Regions from separate parts of the Homo sapiens genome. Here region 2 is linked to region 1. A link is a contact called in ENCODE Hi-C or POLR2A ChIA-PET data. All regions are on one chromosome and are shown on one strand. Each heading gives the region's core, a stretch centred on a gene start or an enhancer-like site at or near the end of the contact. The rest is flanking DNA. Distances are from core to core; before and after follow the strand shown.

Evidence for each region. Hi-C counts contacts between places; a loop is a spot of excess contacts on that map. ChIA-PET counts read pairs that join two places held with the same protein, here RNA polymerase II (POLR2A). Pooled maps may share reads with other maps.
Region 2: a loop to region 1 is called in a map of B cell, with 2.2 times the contacts of the local background. The contact joins two enhancer-like sites. A Hi-C loop is called at or near these places in 2 of 168 maps with a recorded cell type or tissue (B cell and left ventricle myocardium inferior), 10 of 37 single-sample maps with no recorded cell type and 9 of 50 pooled maps. POLR2A ChIA-PET finds 5 or more read pairs at or near these places in 9 of 52 experiments (CD4-positive, alpha-beta T cell, CD4-positive, alpha-beta memory T cell, GM12878 and 6 more).

What each region holds. Positions count from the first base shown.
Region 1 is chr4:152,553,013-152,555,873 of GRCh38, reverse strand. No RefSeq gene overlaps it. Among named protein-coding and RNA genes, the nearest start is that of MIR4453, 18 kb to the right of the region's middle. RefSeq lists an enhancer at 1,080-1,229. Within about 2 kb of position 1,518, at least 5 of the 41 ENCODE cell types and tissues checked have a DNase peak (open chromatin) inside an H3K27ac peak, as active enhancers do.
Region 2 is chr4:152,589,471-152,592,331 of GRCh38, reverse strand. No RefSeq gene overlaps it. Among named protein-coding and RNA genes, the nearest start is that of MIR4453, 54 kb to the right of the region's middle. Within about 2 kb of position 1,480, at least 3 of the 41 ENCODE cell types and tissues checked have a DNase peak (open chromatin) inside an H3K27ac peak, as active enhancers do.

The DNA.
Region 1 (2,861 bases), core at 269-2,768:
AGTTTTTGAATGGAACAACTTTTTCATGTTTGATTCCCTTGACAAATTCATATTTGCTTCTTATGGCTCCACTCAATTAACCTCTCTTCTCAAATTCTAATAATTTCCTTCTCCTTCCTAACTTCCTAGTCACAGAGGCTGTTTTCAAACTATATTGCAAATATCACTTTTTTTCATTCACTCATTCGTTCTAAATTTTTTTTGTGTCCATACTATGTCTTAGGCACTGTTCTGGGTATAAGGATGTATTATAGTGGCAAATAAATCAGATGAAGTCCCTGGCCTATATTCTAGTGGAAGTGGAGAGACAGATAAGAAAATAAATATAAATATTGGCTAGGCGCGGTGGCTCACGCCTATAATCCCAGCTCTTTGGGAGGCCAAGGCAAGTGGATTACTTGAGGTCAGGAGTTTGAGACCAGCCTGGGCAACATGGTGAAACCTTGTCTCTACCACAAATACAAAAAATTAGCCAGGCATGGTGGTGCGCACCTGTGGTTCCAGCTACTCAGGAGGCTGAGGTGGGAGGATTGCTTGAGCTCAGGAAGCAGATGTTGCAGTGAGCCAAGATCACACCACTGCACTGCGCTCCAGCCTGGGCAACAGCGCCAGACCCTGTCTCAGAAAAAAAAAAAAAAAAAAAGAGAGAAAGAAAGACAAAGAAAAGAAATAGAAATATAATAGAATGACAGGTAGAAGTAAAAGAAAGCAGCTGAAGAGGACGGGCAATGATGAGGAAAGGTGATGAAGCTATTTTAGACAGGAAGTCATTGGAACATGTATAGCTGACAGCCATCAGTGCCCTGCCCACATCCCCCAGGTCCTTTGGGATGATCTAGTATAAGCCAGTGTTACTGGAAGCATCTGTGACTCTCTGCCTGTGGCCCAAGGGCTTCTTTCTGTCTCTGTGGCAGGTCCATGCTGGGGGAACAGCTCTTACCCAAGGGCAAATGGGAGTTGAAAGACAAACACCCCAGCTTTCCTGCCCCCCGCTGGGTGGGAAAATTTTGATGTGTATTCCACATCTCCCAGAGGTTTTTGGTGGGACTGAGCCCCAATTGTTCTCAGTGGGTAACTTGGCGATTAAATATTCTGCTGGCCTCTTTCCTTTGCTGGCTCAAGTCTTCACTACTCTACTAGTTCTTCCTGGTACATTTTACACTTCAAACATACCACTTGTACTCAAATCCTTAGTTTTGGAGGAACCTAGCCTAAGTCAGGAAGTCTTAGGAATGGCCCAAGGCAGAAGACCCTCAGAATGAGATTCTAGCATTGGGTCACTTGCTGGCCAACAAAGAGCAGGTCAACAAAAACCCCATCACTGTTAGTAAGTGGGGCAGTGATGATCTCTGGAGTGCTATAGCATCACTATTACTAAGAGTCTTGCCTGTGATTAACTGCGGTAGTGTGTAGGTGGCGGGGAAATGCACTGGCTGATAGAGTAGCTCTTGAACTGAAAGATACAGGGACAATGATAATTATGAGAACTGTGGAGCTGGTTGCTTGTTGTTAACTGCTAGAGAAGCCACAAAGGAAGGAAATAGCAGGCTCAGGTGAGGTAATCATTGACTTAGAGCATGGGTTAAAAGCCAGAAATCTTTCATGGCATCATTTAAAGGGAGTCTCATCTGTAGACAGAGGGTAGAATGAGCTGAAGAATAAGACCCCAAGTTTGATCTTAAATACAACAGAGCTAAAAAGGAGACTGAGTTCACAGCCCACCAGCTTTCTTTCTTTCTCTTTCTTTTCTTCTTTCTTTCCTTCTTTCTTTCTTTTTCTTTCTTTCTCTTTCTTTCTTTCTTTCTCTCTCTCTCTCTCGCTCTCTTTCTTTCTCTTTCTTTCTTTCTTTCTTTCTTTCTTTCTTTCTTTCTTTCTTTCTTTCTTTTTTTTCAGGGTCTCACTTTGCCACCTAGGCTGGAGAGCAGTGGTGCGAACATGCCTCACTGCAGCCTCAACCTCCTGGGCTCAAGTGATCTATCTACTCTCACCTCAGGCCTCCAAGTAGCTGGGACTATAGGCATGCACCACCATGCTCAGCTGATTTTTTTTTTTTTTCATAGAGACGAGGTTTCACCATGTTTCCCAAGCTAGTCTCCAACTCCTGGCTCAAGCAGTCCACCCACCTCAGCCTCCTAAAGTGTTTGGATTACAGGTATGAGCCACTGTGCCCAGCCCCCAAATTTCTAATGCTAAAGCAAGGGACCTGAAAAAGGAGAGGGGCCCTGAGAGTTCCGATGGAGATATTTGGGTAGATGGGCTCAAGGACCTTAAAACCCCAGATTCCTCTTAAAACTGAGAGTGAGAATACTCTGGAGCCTTTCTCCTTGCTAGGAGAAATCAGACTTCTGGTGCTCGGAGACTATGCCAAGGCCTCACGTAGCAAGGGCAAATGCCTTGCAGGATGATGCTTGTCTCTAAGATCCATCCCTACCTCTCTTCATTTCTTCTAGACCAATAATGAGAAATCTTATTATGAGCCAAGCGAGGAAATACTGTTATGTGAAGAAAGGGGTTATTCACCAAAAGCACTGCAAAACCTGGCAAATAGGTACTAGCAGGAAGTGGGAGAACTCTCCTGGAAATGAATCTTAAAGGTGCCAAATCAGGGAGGGCAGAATATAAGACTGAATAGTGGACAGTTTGTTAATACAGGTGTATTATTCAGTGACACGGGACTCACTATCCTGGTAGAATGCCCAGAACTGTACCTAATACATTGCAGAAACAGCTCCTTGAAACTTGAAAATAATGATCAGATGGAGATGCTGGAACTTCTTAGAAGAGAGATGAAGAAGAGGTCAGCAAGTTCAAAGAGATTAGAAGTAAGAATGCATTTTTTTTTTTTGAGACACGGTTTCACT
Region 2 (2,861 bases), core at 231-2,730, 36 kb before region 1:
TAATATTACAGTGGATGTACAGCCTGTGGTATTATTCATAATATCTTAGGGAGATATTACTCCTAATATCACCGTGGGTGTACGCCATGTGTAAGAGTTCAGTTAACACAAAGGAAAGTGTTGCAGTTGAAGAATTATTTATTTATTAACTTAAAAATACAGAGCAGTAATTGTAAGTTAGTATTACTTCATGGCCGCTTACTCCATCTGTCTGGTTTGAGCCCTCAGAAAAGGTCTTGGTAGCGCCTGCTGCGAGGGAAAGGACACAGATTTATTTTCAAGAGGCAATGCTTTCAAAAACAATGACGCTTTGTGGGCTCTCTGCAAATACAAAGTGATCCATACAGAAGAAGTTGGAGATTTATACTCCAGAAAAAAAGAGATATTACCAACTTGCATGAGCCCTTCCAAATTTCTCAGGTGGTATAAGTGTCCTATCCCCTGTCTTACTAGGCATTGATTAGAAGGACAGGCTTCCAAACAATATCCAGGGATGAAATAATAGTGATAGCGAAAACTCCCTTGAAGATGAGACTAACTGAGATTAATCGGAACTGCTGCAGCTCTGATTTTGAGGGCTTCCCAGTAAACCCACCTCTGCTCTCTGGAAGTCGATGTTTAAAGCTCTGCGGTGTCTGCCCTAGATCTTTCCAGAGAAGGGATTGCTAAGCAGGAGCAGAAAGATCACATCATTCGCACTTGAACTCAATGCGATGAGCACATTTGTTTGTCCTCATTAAGTGCGGTGTTGCAGGCGCTAACTGACGTGCAGAGGCAGCACGCTGGGGCGGGGCCAGGGAGCCAGAATCTGGTGGAGCGTCAGGGGAGCTGGGCTTTGCCGGCAGCTCTGCCCCTGCTGAGCTCTGCAGCCTTGGGAACTCCTCGGGTAACTCATCAATAAGAAGAGACATTCAGGTGGAGGTTTCCCAGTTGTGATTTCCAGAAGCCTCTGGTGTCCGAGGAAATGCCCAAGGCCACCGCAGGGGTTCAGCAGGAAGGCCATACAGGCGCAATGCCTGCAGGTCCTTACCCCCATTTCAAACAAGACATCTCTGATCGGATCCTTTATATATACTGAGTTCCAAGTAAGACTGATTAAAGATGTGAACGCCACAGGACCATCTAACTTTCACATCTTCACTTAGTAAAAGGCAAAGTAAAATGTCTGACCATCTTTCTTCATTGTGGAGCACGTAGAGTGGTTACAAGCATGGACTCTGGAGCCAGATTGCCTGGGTTCAACCCTCATCTCGTCTTCCTGGAGCTGTGTGACCCTGGGCAAGTTTCTTAACTTCTCTGTGCCTCAGTTTCCTTATCTGTAACGTGGGATAATAACAGTACTGATCTCAAAGGATTGTCATGAGGATGAAATGAGTTAATATATATGAAACCCTTAGAACAGTACCTGGCACATAAACAAGTGTTTCTTATTATTATTGGCCCAAGCTAGCAGTGAGCTTCTGGGCCAGCAGGGTTTAATAAAGCCACAAAAGGCAAGGCAGAAGAGCTCACTCATTCTGTGTAAAGGTGCTTGGGGGCATAATTGGATTTGCTGAAAGTGCCTTTTTAAACAGTGCTGTTGGTTTCTGATTCACATTTGGGAAGAAAAGCAGAACAGAAGGTGATAAATTCCTTTATGGGAGAGCTTGGCAGGAAAGGCAGATGCAACTGTAAAGTTAATTGGTGAATGGGAGGTGGAACTCCTGGGCAAAGGCAGACTGACGGCATGAGCATGTTCTCCTGCTCCCGAGCTGGTTTATGATGATTAATTCATTAGGGATTCTTTAAGGCCATTCCTGGGTGGCTGCTGGTCCTGTCTATACCCAGACAGGGATGATGTCAGAATATGGTTTATGGAGTTCTGCAGTCCTCTGGAGGATTCCAGGAGCTTATAGAGCTGTTTCCAGGCTGTTTGCCAGCACTCTGAAAACTGAATCCCACTTGAATCTTGTGTAACCCAACTTGTTTTTCTCTGGCATGATTTTTTTGTTGTTGTCTTCTGTACAAGCACCAGGGCATGAGAAGTAACCTCAAAAGTTTCTAAAGCAAAGCTCCCTTTTTCAGCTCCCCTTACTTGAGTCAGAATTCTGCTTCATTTCACAACGCTTCTCTGATGCATGAAGAGCATAGACTGAGATAACACACCAGGGATATACTGAGTTTAAGATACAGAATGAAAGATCGTAAAATATATCATTATTTTTTGTATCACTAAGAAAGGGAACAGATACCTGCTAATTAAACTCTAACATAAGCTTTTTTTCTTTATAATCAGTTTGAAAATGCTCCTTCAGACTTTAAACAGATTATTTTTAGATTGCATATCACTCTTGTGCATATGTTAACAGGAAAATATAAGGCCAGGGTATTCCTGAAATTCCTACACTTTGACATTGTGTAGAAAGTCAATGTCAAATCGTAGTATACACTTTCTGAAGACATTGCCAGCGGCCTAGGAGCTCACATGGGTGGTAACAACCAGGCACACATCTCAATTAAAATGCCCTATGAAGAGCTACAATAGGCTCGTGCTCCTGTGAGCAATGGCAGCTCCTTGACTATCACCAGGCCAGCAGCAACTGCAAGATGCATCCCAATTTGAGGAACATTTATGTGTGAAAAACTGTGCATCTTAGAATGCATGAAATTGGTGATAAAGATTTATAGTTGTTTCTTAAAGAGGATGGGTTTACCTCTCAGGAAACTTTTCAAGAGTTATTTTTTTAAAAAACTCACCCTCATCCTATTAGCGAGAAGGTACATAGTGAACTTTGGCCTTTTCCAAGAGCTTGACAATTTCTCCAAGCAGGTTATGCTGGAGGATTGGGAGGAGCAGAAGATGCCAGAAGCAAGAGTCAGCC